Regions from separate parts of the Homo sapiens genome. Here region 1 is linked to region 2. The links are chromatin loops, found by intact Hi-C in ENCODE. Cell type or tissue: endothelial cell of umbilical vein. All regions are shown on one strand.

Region 1 (8,000 bases), 390 kb after region 2:
AGGGATGGTAGCCTGGGGCAGTGGGGCAGGATCTCTTCTTAGCCAAGGCCCAGTGGCAACCGTAACTGAGCCAGACTTGCAGGCTGTGGAGCCTTGGCCAAGTCACTTAACCTCCCTGAGCCTCAAGGGGGTTAAAACAGAGTGCAAGGCAGAGGTCCCATTCAAGGAATTCAATGCCAAGTGGTATAAGAAGCAGAAATCTTAGGAAGGGCTTCAGATAGCCACAGGCTATGGAATTTGGGATCCGTGGCAATTTAACTTAGATCTCAGGGAGTCCCCAAACACATATCTAAATTAAACAGAGTGATGAAGATAATTAACTTACTGATATCTAGTAATAATAGGTGCTTACACAATGTTCACTGATTAACAAGAGAAATTTACTGAATATATTGTACTAAATAGCTGATGAAAGCAAGGTCAAGTTCAAGTGGCCTTTGCTATAAGCCTTGGATTTCTGAATTTCATATATGTATGTGAAGGTTGAGGCTAGCAAACACAAGGGCCAGACAATTTCCTGATTTTCCCAAAATAACAGGTGGGCCCAGCAGTGTCCCCCTTCCCTGGTTTCCCGCCCGACTCTCCGTGACTGGTTAGGAGACGCTGCACCCAGATATCCGGCTTCACTCACAGCTGACCACACTGAGCAGTACCGTCATGTGAACAGAATTAGTCATCATTTTGATGAAAGTGAACAATCAAAGGAAGAAGACCCAACACACATTCTGTCTTTTATCTTCTATCAGAAATGCCTCTTTCTGACCTTAGAGACCCAAGCTGAAATTTAGAATCGGAAGGGATGGTTGAGGTCATCCATCCAGAATTTGCCAGGTGTATTCAGAAGAACACTGGTCTTAACGGAAAAAGAGGGTCTGAGGTCAGGGAAGTTTGGAAAACATTGCACATATATCCTTTCCTGCCCTTTGAAATTCACTATGCAGCCAGGCACTTAAAACTCTTGGAAGAGTCCTGAAGAAAGAAGCCTGTTCAATTTTGTTTAACCCAGAGTTTCTCAAACTTATTTATCTTTGGGACCTTGCTGTTGATGCACTTTCCTCTTGCCCACTTAGTGTGTACTGACATGAGCATTTCTTCTATCTGGTCTACTCTATTCATTCCCAGTATAGCTGTAGTTCCTGAAGTCACCTGAATGTGCAACCCATTATCTAGACCAGACACTCAGAAAGATGGAGTAGCTTACCTAAGGCCATATAGCTAATTATTCTTAATAGTCATAAACCAATATTTGTATAGCAATAAAGCTCATATTTGTACAGTGCTTTAGAGTTTTCTATAAACTTATATTCACAGCATGTTGTTTATCAAATGTGATAAGAGCTGCAATGTTGTTGAAGGCATACTCCACATCAGGGCTTTTACAGGTATGACCTCAGTGGCGCTTCACAGCAGACATCTGAGGCACATTGCTCGTTATAAAGGCGAAGACACTGAGGCTCAGAGACTCCAATTAAAGTGCCCAAGGTCACACAGCTGGCAAGTAGCAGAGCCAAGACTTGAATCCAGAAAGTTTGATTCCAAAGCCATCCCCAGTGCCCCGCACCCCAGTGAGAACTTGTTTTCTCGCAGGCAGGAAGCAGATGTCTCAATAGCTGATAACCTGGGAATCTCAGGGTTTGTCTAAAGCTTGTGATTAGTTATCAGATTTCTCAGGAAGCACATCCTTACTCTTTTTTTTCTCTTTTTAAGTGGAGAAATCACCAAAGGAGGCCACAACATCAAGAAAATAGTCTCTTTTACCACCGATTCTGAGCAAAGCAATGAAAAACAGCTTCAACAAAAAGCTAATTAGAAAGTCATAACTTGGAAAACCACCAAATGCAATTCTGATGAGGATCAAATTTAATAAAAGCACAGCTTCTGGTTCCTGCAGCTAGAGCGAAGCAGGCACGTGAGGGGAATGGCTAAGGCAGACTCAGCTAGAGAAATCGGGATTCCAGGTACACCAGGCAGCACTCCAGGCTGTCCATCTATCCGCCCCCAGGGGGAGAAGGGCTCAGGCAGCTTACTGAGAAGGGGGCTCTGGAGACACTCACCAGGGGCAGACCATGAAAACCAGACTGGCCCTGGGAAAGGGAGAGTGCCAGAAGCTTCCGAAGAAAGCACTTCCCATCCCCAGGCTCCTTTCCTGTAACAAGGTTCCTGGGAGTTTCCTTACTGCACAGATGAGAATGGCTTGTCATTAACATTCACATCAATAGACGCTTCTTGAAGACTTGAAAATGGCTATTGCCTGTGGGGATAAGCATGTGACCCCTCCTGCCATCCACCCTCAGCCACCCTAGTGCCAAGGAAAGGAAGCATGAATACAGATTCTACCAGCAGTAGACACATTCTGAACAAATGAAGTTCAAATTAAAATCTCAAAATAATTCATGCTCCCATAATGCTTTATAGGTGATAAGATGCTTTCTTGGGCATTTCCTTATTTAGTCTGTGCCATAATTCTATTTGGTGGTTGTCTTTACTATATCCACCTGACATCACACAAGGAAAACAAGGCTCGGGGGTTAAATGACTTGGCCAAGGGCACAGAGCTTACAACAATGGTGCCATAGGAGAATGGGCTTTTAATTCAGAAAGACCTGGGCTTCAATTCTAGCTCTGTCCTTACCTGACATGTGATCTTGGGAACAATCTCTGTAGCCGAGGCACCTCAGTCTCCTCAGCTGTGAAGGTGGCTTCCATGTATGGAGGACTTTCTGTGTGCCAGGCACTACTATAAGTACCTGTGGTAGGTGGTTTGCAAGATGGCCACTAATAATTCCTCCCATTCTTGCATGTGCAAGTCACTCATCTCATCAAGAGGAGAGGCCTGTGTCTCTCTTCCTTAAATCTGGGCTGGCTTTGTAACTTGCTTTGACTTATGGAATATGGTAGAAGTGACTGCTGTGCCAGCTCCCAGGCAAGGCGGTAAGAGGCTGGGAACGGCCTTTAGTTCTCTTGGAGTCCTGCGCCACCATGTATAGGGCAAACACACTTGACAGCAATAACATAAACATACCCTGAGAATGGCCCTGTATGGCACCTGTGTGGGACTTGAATGTGTGTTCCGAGACAGGGAATCCAGGGATGGCCAACACAGACATTCATTCCTTGTCTATGAGAAAACATCCGAGCCCCCAGCCTGTCCCATGGAACACAGGCTGTACAGGGGATTGAAGCCCCAGGTTTTGGGTTAAGTGAATGTTGCCAGGTTCAGGTCATTCAGGGAGGGTGTTAAGTGAAAATGCTCTATAAATTGCATGCTGTTCACAAGCAGCTGTGGCTTTTCTGCCTAGCCTGCTGCCATTGGGCCATAGGAAGGTGGTTTGACTGTCCAGTCCGCTGCCACTGGATTCTCTCCCCTGTACATAAGCCCCTAGTCAAAACCCATGTCTTGTTTGTTGGCTCTGGGTCTCTTTTTCAACCTCTTGAACCTGATGACTTCCCTATTGAGGTGAGTAGGGGTTTGGCACAATGCCATGTAAAACCATTCTGACTCTCGTGCTGGAGAGAGAGGCCCTGCCAGCCTTTAGCTGAGGTGCCATGCATTTGAGGAAGCCCTCTTGGCTCATCCAGCCCTACTGGAAGTGCCCAGCCAACATCACATGAGGAAGCGAGTTGCTGTCCCACTGAGCCCTGCCCTAATTGCAGAATCGTGAGCAAATACGTAGTTGTTTCGGCTTGGTTTGTTTCGCAGCAATAGATAACTGAAAAAGTGCCTAATGTGTATTCATTTAGTCCTCATATCAACCCCATGGAGAAACTGAGGCACAGAAAACTTAAGTAAGTTATCTAATAAATAACAGCAGGTTTTAAATACAAATAGGCTAACTATCCAGAGCCCACGTTTATAAGCACCACGTTATACTGCCCCTTCATAAAAAGAGCAGTACCTCTCAGAGTTATTAAAGAGATTGTCCCTCCCCAACGTTCATCCCACAAGAGCACCCCATCTTCCAAAGAGGAGGCTCCACATGGACTCACATGATATTCACCAGACGAAGTGCCCTCTGTCATTCTGGCTCGATGCTGCCCCCACGTGGCCACTGACTGTCCAAGCCTTCCGTTTGGACACATCCTGACTGCAGGAATGCAGCTTGAGAATCTGCCATCCCTTCAGCCACCTCTTGATCCCACCCTATGCTTCTCACCTGGAAGTGCAGCCCCAGTTCTGTTCTGTGTTCGGTGTGGATCCCATTTTAGCCAAGGCTTTTCGCGTTCACTGCTTATAGGGAAGCATCCCACCTGAAGCTCAAGTTGAAGTGTGTCTACGTGACCACATGAGCACTGATAGGGCCCCTGGGAGACAGAATGTCCCTGCCTAAGCCATCAGCAGACTTGTGGCAACCAGAAGTTCCAGTTTTCTCATTCAGAGCCTAGAGTACCATCGATTGTCCATGAATTGCATAGACAACATTTAATCAAGGGCAGATGTACTTCAGCAGGAGAAACATTCATGTGAAGAGATTACTTCACAGTGGCTAAAATAAATCAATTCTACAAACAAAACATTCAGTTTACTCATCGTAAGCCGTAGATTGCCAGGCTCAGTGGATCTAACAGGTAAGAGTCTGGGTTTGAATGATACACCTCGGTTCAAACTCTGGTTCCATCATTTGCTGACTGTGTGACCTTGGACAAGTCTCTTAACCTCCGCTGGCATCAATGTCTTCACTTGCCAAACGGCTACATTAATACCATGTCTCTTGTGGAATTTAACCTGCGGGTTAAATGATATGGCATCTGAGAGCACTTACTGCCTTATCATCCAGTGATCTAATAAGCCTGAATTATATTTTCTTTGTTCATTTGCTTATTTAATTTTAAAATTCCTTGGTTATTTTACATGATAGAAGCAATGCATGTCTATTATGTAAAATTTTGGAATTAGAGAGAATAAAGAGAAAGAAGTAAAAAACTCTGATACAGAGATTTTTAAAATCAAGGTCCATAAATCCCCTAGAAGACTAGTAAGAATTTCAGAGAGTACATGAACTTGGATAGGAAAAATGACGTTTTTATTTCATGATCTAACCAAAATACAGCATGGTCATTTATTATGAATTTTGGCTTCAAATAACAGTAGTTTTAGCTATATAGACAACTTTGTCACTGACAGAAACTTAGACATTTTTATACCACATTTTAGCTATTGCATGTAATTTAAAATATTACTTGAATTCATCACTACCTTATAGGTATAGTAATTATTTGATCTTCTGCTAGATCGTGTTACTTAAGGTATTAAAAAGAAGCACATATATTGAAAAATTATTTTAACATTTTGATATCTGTATTTCAATATTATTGGTTTTCTTTGAAATTCTATGGTTTATATTTCAGGCATTTAAAAACATGCTGGTAAGCCCATAGGCTCATCAAGCTGCCAAAGGTGTCTGTGGCACAAAAAGGGTTAAGAGATCCCTGCTGTGGTTCCTCCAGCCAAGCCCATGAGCAGTTCAGATTTTCCTGCCACTCTTTAACTGTTTACTTCGTTCATATTGTTGCAGTCAGGTTGCATAGTATAATTTTGTAGCCTGTGTTGCTAACCATAAACATGTTTTCACATTGCTTCTTACACACATAATTTTTAATGGTGGCATGATATTCCACTTTGTTGATGCACCATAATTCACATTCCCCTGTGGTTTACCATTTACAATGGCTTGAACCTGTCACTTTTACAAATGACATTAGGATGAGTGTCTTCTCTCATAAAGGATCTCCTGTATTTTAGATTATTTCCTTAGGCAAGATTCCCAGCAGTGGTAGAGTGAACATTTTCAAGTCGCTGACACCCTTCCTGGTCCCCGGGGAGCTGCAAGCACATGGAATCAGCACATGGAGGATTGAAGAAGAGTGAAGGCTTTGAAAGGAGGAGGGAAGGGAGGCTGAGGAGGAGAAAGATAAATGGGAGGGCAGGGTCTGTAGGGACAGGTGCACAGGCTGTGACCCACTCAAGGGTGTCCAGCCAGGTGATAAGCACAGGCTGAACTCTAGTCAGGCTCTGCTACCAAGCTGTGCACTCAGGCTGGGGCTGGGGCTGGGGCTGGGGCTGGGTGGGCTCGAGGAAGGTACATCTTCTTCCAGGCACCATGGGAGCAGAGGAATTCACTATTGCTGAGAAATTCACTATTGTTCCTTGGTGGTGGCATCTTCTTGGGGTCTTCAGGACATACAAACCCCACACCCTCAGAGAATGCTAGAAAGAAGGAGTCACATTTTCAACCTAGAGTCCCCGAACCTTTAGTACCTGGGAAGGCAAAAATCTGGGAAGGCAAAAATGTGAGCAATGTTTACTTCCAAAACAGCTAATAAAACTTGAACATTGACCTTCAATAAGGCCTCCCCATGTAAAACTCATACGGGTTGGAGTTCACTGCTGCTTGTTGTTTCTTATGAGTACACAGTGATTGGAGTGGATGCTGTGGTGAGCTGCCCAGAGCCCCCCCCAGGTCTGGGAGTGTTGGCTGCTGTTGGTTTATGGCTAGTTCGTCCCCAGGAATTGCACTGGATGAAAGAGCTGCCTTGCCCAAGGTGATAGACCTTGCCTGATTCATGTGGGAGTGCACAGACCTGGCCTGCTTTCCCCAGTGGGGATCACTCTGCAGCTCTTCCCAGCCCCAGACCTACCTGGGGACCAGCTGAGGCCTTTGTCGTGCATGTTTCATGGTTCCACCTCTCCCTCTGCCAGCTTCTGCTTCCCCACCTCATTGATGGCATTACCAGGACATGCCCCAATTTCCTGTACATTGATCCCTGTCTCAGAATCTGTTTATCGGGGAACCCAATCTAAGATAGTCACATATCTTGTTTACTCAAAACTGAAAAGGAATAAATTATTACAACATACATACATGGGTAGATAAGATTTTTTTTTTTTTTTTGCAAAACATGGTATGTATGAGATAGAAACCCCATTTTTAAAAAATTTATTTATCTTTAATTTTTTTTTTCGGAGTTTCGCTCTTGTTGCCCAGGCTGAAGTGCAATGACGCGATCTCAGCTCACTGCAACCTCCTCCTCCCGGGTTCAAGTGATTCTCCTGCCTCAGCCTCCCGAGTAGCCACCACGCCTGGCTAATTTTGTATTTTTAGTAGAGACGGGGTTTCTCCATGTTGGTCAGGCTGGTCTCGAACTCCCGACCTCAGGTGATCTGCCCGCCTCGGCCTCCCAAAGTGGATAGAAAACCATTTTTAAGAAATGTCCTTGCTGGCAAAAACACCACCACCATAAACAACCATCTAATTCATCCTTACCTACTCCCTCATTTTATAGACGAGAAACAGAACCCTGGAGGACAAGTGGCCTGAAAGTCACAAAGCCCACAAACAGCAGAGCTAGAACACAAAGCCAGACCAGCAGTGTTTCCATTCCTTGAGGCGCCTCTACTAGCTTTGGGTTCAGGGCAACGCATTTTCTAACAAAAGCCTACCCCATGAGTGGGGAGGAGCTGGGCAATGGAGCCTGGTGTCTCCCCCAGAGGGTTAGACACTTCCTGCTCTCTAACATCCAGAGACAAATCACAAACTGTAAGGTTGGCCTAGTGTGGGCATTGGCATCAGACAGCCCAAACTCAATCCTGGCTCTGCTATTGGCTAGCTGTGTGGCCTTAGCACAGTTGATTTACCTCTCTGAGCCACACTCTCCTCATTTCTCAAATTAAAATTCTAAATTCTAATTATCAGAGTTGCTTTCTGAATAAAGTAAATGCCTGCACGTAGATGTCATAGCACGATTTCAGGCCCTTAGAAGACTCTAACCCAGCATTAGTTCCCTCTGGCCACCTTTATTTTGTGTTGCCTCCTGGCTTAGAGCGCAGAATTTCAAAAACAAAAAAGGAGAGAGAGCTCCCACAACTTTTCAGTATGAAATGCTCTGTCCCCTTCTCTGATTGCTAGGGGAACAGAAAGCAGCCTCTTTTTCTACTGGGCGTGAAGCCCTTTGAGTCCACCCAAACTCGCCAGCAGAGGGCAGCACAATTCTGCTAAAAGCCC
Region 2 (8,000 bases):
TAGCATTCATTTGACATTTTTTTTTTCTCAGACAAGGTCTTGCTCTGTCACCCAGGTTGGAGTGCAATGGTGTAATCACAGCTCGCTGCAGCCTCAACCTCCTGGACTCAAGTGATACTTCCACCTCAGCTGGGACCACAGGAACATGCCACCATGAACAGCTTTTAAATTATTTGTTGCAACAGGTCTCACTATATTGCATAGGCTGGTCTTGAACTCCTAGGCTCAAATGATCCCCCCATCTCAGCCTCCCAAAGTGCTGGGATTGCAGATGTGAGTCACCATGCCCAGCCAACAAATATTTATTGACTGCTTACTATGCAACAGGCAGGCACAGTGCCAGCCAATGAAGATACAGGAGCATTCAAGACAGATTTGACCCTAACCTTTAGAACTTACAACAGGTTTGGGTTTTGTCTTTCCTATCCCATATATATATATATGTGTGTATATGTATATATATATGTATATATGTATATATATATGTATATACACACACACACATATATACACATATATATACACATACATACACACACACACATGCATATACACACACACATATACTCACATACATACATACAAACACTAATAAACCAATTCTGATGTAGTGCTACCAGTGCTAATACAGATACAGCAAGTAACAAGGAAGCATACAGAAAGGTCACTACCTCTGCTTGGATGGAATCAGAGAGGAGATGACCTGACAGGCAATAAAGGAAAAGATACAAGGTATTATACATGCAAATGATGCATGAGAGCACGAAGCACCCTCTTATGAACAAATAATACAAACAAAAATAAAGTATAACAACTATCCATATAGCATTTACATTGTATTAGATATTATAGGTAATCTAGAGATGATTTAAAGTATATAGGAGGATCTACATAGGTTATATGCAAATACTATGCAATTTTACATGAAAAACTTGAGCATCCACAGATTTTGGTATTTTCTGGGGGTCCTGAAACCAATCCCTCATGGATACTGAGGGATGACTTTAATTAATTCAGCATGAATGAGTTCCTCAATTTCTGAAGAACGGAGTCTCCCCGCAGGCATCTGTGCCCATATTTGTTGATGGAGTAATTCCTGCCACCAAGGAGGGAAGACAGCAGCCCCTAAAAAGCCACTGTGGAAGACCAAATGCTTACATCCTGTTTTCTCTCTACACTAGGCTATTGATCAGCCTCATTCTCAAAAGCCAACATCCTTAGCCCTAAATATCACCAGCCAGGAGCTTTAAACCAACACAATGACTCACAGTGAAAAGGAATTGAGACCACAGCCTCTATCAACCACTAGATGGACACCACAGGCTAAGCTGGCTTTCTCCAAGTGTTCTGTAAATAGAACCATTGAGCTTCATAGCGTGTGGTAGCGAGTTATATAAGCATAAGGTCCTGCCAGAGTAGGCATCAAGAATAGACCATTCTCAAAATATTAAATACCTGCTAAGTCCCAGTCTCTGGGTTTAGAAAAATAATGAGTGCTGTCTGCCTGCTAGGAACTCCAAGTTTAGTGGAGAAAGACACACACACACACACACACACACGCGCGCGCGTGCACATTTCTTGTGCATCTCAGATTCTTGCCTGTTCTTTTCAAGCTCTATCTCTAATATTCAAAGGTTAAGAACTTGTTCCAGTTCACTTGGCAGAGCCAGGATTAAATCTCAAGTCTGTCTGCCTTTTAAGAACATACTCTTTCCTCAGTACCATCCAGTGGCTTTCAGACACTTCCCATGCAAAGTGAAACGCTTATATATAAGGGTAGGTGTGAACCAAGACTACCAGAAACACGTGAGACTGAGCTAACTGTGACTGGGGGAATCCCAGAGGACATCACAGGGGAGACATTTTCTTCAGGATTAGTCAGATGGGCATGAGGGGAAAGGAATTCCAGGAAGAAAGCAGCATGTCCCAGGAGGGAGGGCTTTGCAAATGCAGGAACCAGAGGCAGGGCTTTGCAAATGCAGGAACCAGCTTTTGGTGGTGGCAGGTAGCCTAGAGCAGTGGGAAGTCTGGAGTGTGTGAAGGGAAATGTGGCCGGGGGCAAGTCAGCGAAGGCAGATGAGGCAAAGGCCATGAAGAGCCTCCACAGTCAGTTAAGGCATTCAGATCTGTTCCCACAGGCAATGGGAAGCCATCAAAGGTTCTGAGAGGGAGAAACTTCTGATGTTATATTTAAAGGGTCATTTTTTTGTCCATAAAGGGATATCTACTTATACTTTGGAACATTACACAACTCAGTGCCTCCTTTGAAAAGAAAAAAAAAATCATTTCAAACATATGGACGTGGAGTCTGCCCCTTTAATTTTATTCTGTACCATATGGCACTTTGAATTTTTAGAATATGAGTAGAAGATTGACTTCACAGATCAAAACCTAGTAAGAGAAATTTCATCTGTTATTTTAATTTCCTCCCCACTACAGCCAATGCCCAATTTATCAATCCAATAAAAGGGATGAGTGAGATCAGATAACAACCTGTAAAGTACTTAGACATGCCTGGTATATACCAGGCACAATATAAGAACACACACACACACAAAGTGTAAGAGGCATTTGCCCTTAATTCTTAGCTAAACTACATGGTAATATGGTAATAAAGTAATTTCAGCCCTACCATAGGGAGAATTGAAGGATACACACAGGTGCACATGCACACACCAGTACAGAAAATGAACTAGAGGCATCAAAAAATAGCTGTTATGCCAAGCCGAAGTACAGCATCACTTTAAAAACAGAGGTCTTAGGTTTTTAGAAACCAGAATTTACTTCCATATCAGATTTTCTAAATAAACTTACTATAAACTTTTACAAGAACTTTCCTCAAAGAGCCTCTGTACAGATTGATATATTACTCATACATCAAGGCTACATTTCTACTAAGCCAAATAAACATCTGGACAAAAGCTTTAATCATTTCATTGTTTCCAAGCGCCTGGATGTTTGAGGGAGATAAGGCATCTAGACCCCGACTGGGATTTTGGTCTTTATCAGATACAACTGCAAACAGAAATCCAGCTGAAGGTTTAAAAACCATATTAATTGTAGCACTTCAAAGCTCAGGGAAGTCAAATGACATGCCTAACGTCACAGAGCTGGCAAGAGGTTGGGGAGGGTTTAAGCCCTGGTCTGCCCAATATGATATCCCAGTCTATTTCCCTTTCACTACATCAATTGCCTCAACAATGCCTTATTCAGCACATTCTGAAGCACAGAATAACCAGCCTTTCAATATTTACAACCTTGCCAGTTTATAGGAAGAATATGATGAGTAGAAAAGACATTAAGTGTCTTGCTCTGAACTCTGCGTGTAAACACAAACTGGTAACTTGGCCTCAAAGCAGAAATTCACATGCATTTCCACAGAGTGGATACATGCTTAACAAGTGTTCTAGAATGCTACAACTAGAAGGAGCATTAGGTTCCATCTGGGCTACCTCTCCTCATGCTGAGGGTACATTTCTACATTAAAAGGAACAGGAAGAGAAACCAGACCAAAGTTCTCCAGTTTCAGTAATTGGGTGCTTTGCTTACGTTTCTGAACTTTTTATCTACACTTGCTCTAAGTGCTATCACACATGCTAAAACGTAAACTTGGCAAAGCTGGAACTGAAATGTAAACATCGGTGCTTTTAAGCAAAGGTAAAGGCTCTGGTTTGGATGGTTAAAGAAACCAGGAGTTTCTCAGTCGGCTATCACTAAGATTCAGGTTAGAGTGTTTCAATGTCTCCACCTTGTGGACATAATCAACACTACATCAAAATGAATTCACTGGCCATCTTTTTAGAATTGAAAGACTGGTTCGACAATAAAATCAACTATTACAGGATACAAAAACCTCAAAACAAGCCACAATTTGTTCGGTAGTATATGAAAATGGGAATTGATAATAATAAATCTGAGTCCATGCTAGATACCAAAAGTCTTCTAAACAATAATACAAAGATTACATTATGTGAAATTCAGTTGTAATAGGTGTATGCTATTGTTTTTCATGTTTATGGAAAACTAGAAAAAAAAGGATGCTCTAAGTTGACCAGGTCATTTAATTTCTCACTCCATTAATTGCGCCAGCCATTCCAGGCAGCAGAAATTTGTTGTACTGTAAGGTGTTGGGCAGCTCAGAAAACACTACAAAATAAAGGCCTCAGAAGTGAAAGTTTCTCTCTGACCTTTTTCTGCCCTCTGGTCTCTCAATCCTATTTCCCCTGAGGCCAGCCATAGAAACTAGAATCCCTCTGCCCCTAGGTAGGCCATAGAAATCAGAACCCTTTTTCCCCAAAGCCAGTCATAAAACCTCCAAACATTATTCTAATTTTCCCTCTTCCTTTCTGTGTGAAGCCTGGGCATAAGGAAATTATCTGACCCACCTTGTTTGATTGTAGAAACCTCCATTACAGAGAGGGCTCTGCCCCATACGCAGAAGGCAGGAATGCTTCTCAGAAGGGCCAAGAAGAACCTTGCTTGGTTTCCCCACTCCATCTGCTAGCATTAGATCATACCTTTTTTGCCCAATCATATTTCTACACAGCTGCCCGTACTTTGTAGAACCTAAGCATAAAATTGGACAATCTCCCCTATATCTTTGGGTATTCATTCTGAAGGCTTCTGTGTATATACATTAAGTAAATTTGTATGTCCTTTCTCCAATGAATCTGCCTTTTGTGAGCTGATTTTCCAGTGAACCTTCAGAGGGTAAAGGGGAAATTTTCCTTTTGCCCCTGCAAAAGGTTTGGTGGATTCTGTTTTCAAAGATTTCACTACCCAAGATAGTTCTAAAAGTAACAGGCTGAAAACCAAAGCACCTCTATGCCTCAGCTTTTAATGAAATAAAAGAACACTTCTAGTCACAGAGGTAGAACAGAGAAAAATCAAATTCATTTTGAAATAAACTCTAGTAGTTGTAGTATTTCAATACAGCAATAAAACGTTGGCAAGATGGTACACTATTACGCTCTGTCCCTAATAGCTGCAAGCCCTTGGGCAAGTTATTTAACCTTCCTGGACTTCACCTTCCTCATCTCTAAAATGGGGACTATGATATCATCTACCTCAAAGGATTGCTATGGAGATAGAACAAGAGAGTATAAAAGTAAAGCACCTAGCACTGTGTTTGGCATATAGGAGAGTTAGCTATTATTTAAATTATAAAAATACTGGCTCACCCATTGGGTTCTTGATCATTATTTTCATGGAAATGAGTGGCACAATTAGTATTTCTGCTTTTTCTTATCTGTAACTTTAACAGCTAGAACATTCAAGGTGGAAAAGATCTTGGAGAACTTCTGGGCAAGTCATGTTAACAGATGAAGGAAGAAGTCCCAGGCAAGTGAAATAACTCACTGCACCTTAAGTCTGCAGGGTGATCTGAGAGGGGAGCATGAACAAGTTACCAGCCAGGCCTCGTGCTATACAGTCATGGCAGGCTCCACCTGAAAGGTTCCTTAGACATCATCTCATCACTCCCCTTCACTTCATATATGAGCACACAGAGAAACAGGGAGGCTGGATTTGTTCATTCATTCACTGATTCACGTGTTCATTGATTTAGCAATATTTATGAGCTCCTATTATACACAACACACTGGGGATTCTGCAGTGAACGCGCAAGACAAGTCCTTGCTTTATGGTACTTACTGCTGCAAGTAGGAGGGGGCCGGGAGGCAACAGAGGATATACACATAATCAGGCTAATTTCGAATAGTGATAATCTTCCAAAGGAGCCTGCCACAGAGTGGTGGAGATGCGTAGGGCAGGAGGCAGGACACACACCTACTTCAAATTGCATGGTCAAGGAGGGCCCCTCCAAGGAGGTGTCAGCTGAGCAGCAAGAAGGACCTACCATGCAAAGATCTGGGAAGCAGAATCCAGGCTGAGAAACAGAGTGCAAGGCTGTGAGGCCGGAAAGAGCTTGACAAGATTGAAGATTGGAAGGGACAGCTGCAGCAGGGAAATAGGTAGGAGAGAGGAAGATGAGATCTAAGAGGCAGGTACAGGCCAGATCTCATAGGCCCGGGGAGGCCGTCTAACCTGCAAGTAGTCCATCCTCAGTGCAAGGTTTGGTTTAAGGGACTGATGCGACATGGTTTGTTTTCAGGTATTACTCTGTTGTGATTTACTGGCCAAGCCTGGACTACCCAGGCCTTCAGACTCACAGCCGAGCAGCGTTTCCCTCCATGTCACACAGCCTTTGATATGGACAGCAGAAACTCAGGTGGGCAGTTTGACCTCCTCCAGAAGAATCAAATAGAGCCCTACAAAAGAGAAGCCAGGTGCCAAGCCCTCTTTCTCTCTGGGAGAAAGGGCGGCCCCGGGTACTTACCCGCTTGTAATGTCATCGGTCCGGATGTTCTTGCTCAGAACATCCCCGTCGCTCATGTAGCCGGGGGCATCCATGCTGATGCCTTCCAGGTCCATCTCATCTCCTGCCTTGTCTGAGACGTCCACATGGCAGACACTACTGCCCCGGGAGGCCAGCTGCCTTCTCAGAGGGGCGGAGTACACATAGCGACCTGACTCAGTGTTGATGAACCTGCTGGCGTTGGCTCGAGGGGGATACCCATTGCCCATTGAGGGGGCGTCTCCTGCTTGGAGCCGAGGGCTGGACTGGCCCAGTCTCCAGGACAGAGGTGTGGGCCTCCCTGTCAAGCTGAGTATGCTACGGCCACTCATCTCCGTGGTGACATTGGTGTCAAACGTGGTTTCCAATGTGCTAGAAACAAAACCAACCTGATTAGACTCAAAGGTACCTAGTATCCTTCACAGTTTATATGTTCTTTAATTATTTAGAATTATGAAATAATCCTCATATATAAAATAGGATAAAACAGCCAGCCCCCATGTACCACCTGATGTGCTTCCTCTGCTCAAAATGAGAAAGGAAAGCTACACATCTACATAACATTCTGAAAAGCCTACCGGAGACTTTCCCTGCTAAAACATGGTACAAGAAACGAATTACTTTAATTAAATGACCTCAACTACTAGAATTTTCTTTCCAGGCCAGATGCAGTGGCTCACTTTCCAGGCCAGATGCAGTGCCTGTAATCCTAGCACTTTGGGAGGCTGAGGAGGGCGGATCATGAAGTCAAGAAATCAAGACCATCCTGGCCAACATGGTGAAACCCCATCTCTACTAAAAATACAAAAATTAGCTGGGCATAGTGGCATGTGCCTATAGTCCCAGCTACTCGGGAAGCTGAGGCAGGAGAATCGCTTGAACCCAGGAGGCTGAGGTTGCAGTGAGCTGAGATTGCATCACTGCACTCCAGCCTGCCGACAGAGAGTGAGACTCCATCCCCCCCGGCAAAAAAAAAAATAAGAATTTTCTTTCCAATCTGGGAAAGAAAATACTAGAAAATGCTGAACTGATTAGGATGGGGCATGAAGGTTCCTGCTTGCCCATTCATTCTAGGATGTTGCATCACAGCCTTCTTTTCCTAAGGGTGGGATTCTCCACCCACCGGGAGTTCCTAATACCACATTTTACATCCTCAGCTCCCTCCCAACTGAGCAGTGGACACAGTTCTAATTTTCTAACCCTCTAAAGTTCACTTCCCCCAGACTTTTGCTTTTCTCATATTTCATCCAAAAAGCCTGGAAAGATTGGTAAATGCCTGGGCTTGAGTTCCCTCTTCAATCAAGTTACATGGACTAGAATCTGCCCAAGGATGAGCTCAATCTCTTGGCAGAGTCTGTCTTCCACTGTTTTCACAGCGCTGCAGTTTCTTGCAGCCCAGTCAAGACTATCGTGTGCACCTTCACAGGAAAACTGGAATTTCCTCACTGAGCAGAGAATGAGATTCTTCCCTGCAGAAGAAACCACTGAAGTCTTCCCTCCTGTCATAATTACCATCCCACCGTCAAACTGCTATGCCAACATTAAGTCAGTGTCAGTGACGATGGTGGAAAAAGGGATGTTTCACACCTAATGGTAGAGTCACAAGATCCAATATCTGACTCCCCTTCATTCAGATACCTAAAGG

The links. Hi-C counts contacts between places; a loop is a spot of excess contacts. Peaks named below come from ENCODE experiments on the same cell type or tissue, not always from the same donor. Only the 100,000 strongest peaks of a DNase experiment are listed, where the experiment ranks them.
Region 1: it touches region 2 in a loop (12-fold over the local background); 3 of 110 quality-filtered maps call a loop at or near these places.

Annotation. Positions count from the first base shown.
Region 1 is chr11:19,553,903-19,561,902 of GRCh38, reverse strand. It overlaps a transcript of NAV2 not described here. Among named protein-coding and RNA genes, the nearest start is that of MIR4486, 17 kb to the left of the region's middle. In endothelial cell of umbilical vein, CTCF peaks have their summits at 4,068 (motif pointing left) and 7,966 (motif pointing right); DNase peaks (open chromatin) are centred at 752, 1,592 and 4,022; H3K27ac peaks cover 1,636 bases.
Region 2 is chr11:19,947,418-19,955,417 of GRCh38, reverse strand. NAV2 (neuron navigator 2) reads right to left here. Exons shown (of 38, transcript NM_145117.5): 10 at 6,338-6,727. Among named protein-coding and RNA genes, the nearest start is that of NAV2-AS3, 30 kb to the left of the region's middle. In endothelial cell of umbilical vein, CTCF peaks have their summits at 1,290 and 3,748 (motif pointing left); DNase peaks (open chromatin) are centred at 1,297, 1,747, 2,997 and 3,687; H3K27ac peaks cover 2,208 bases.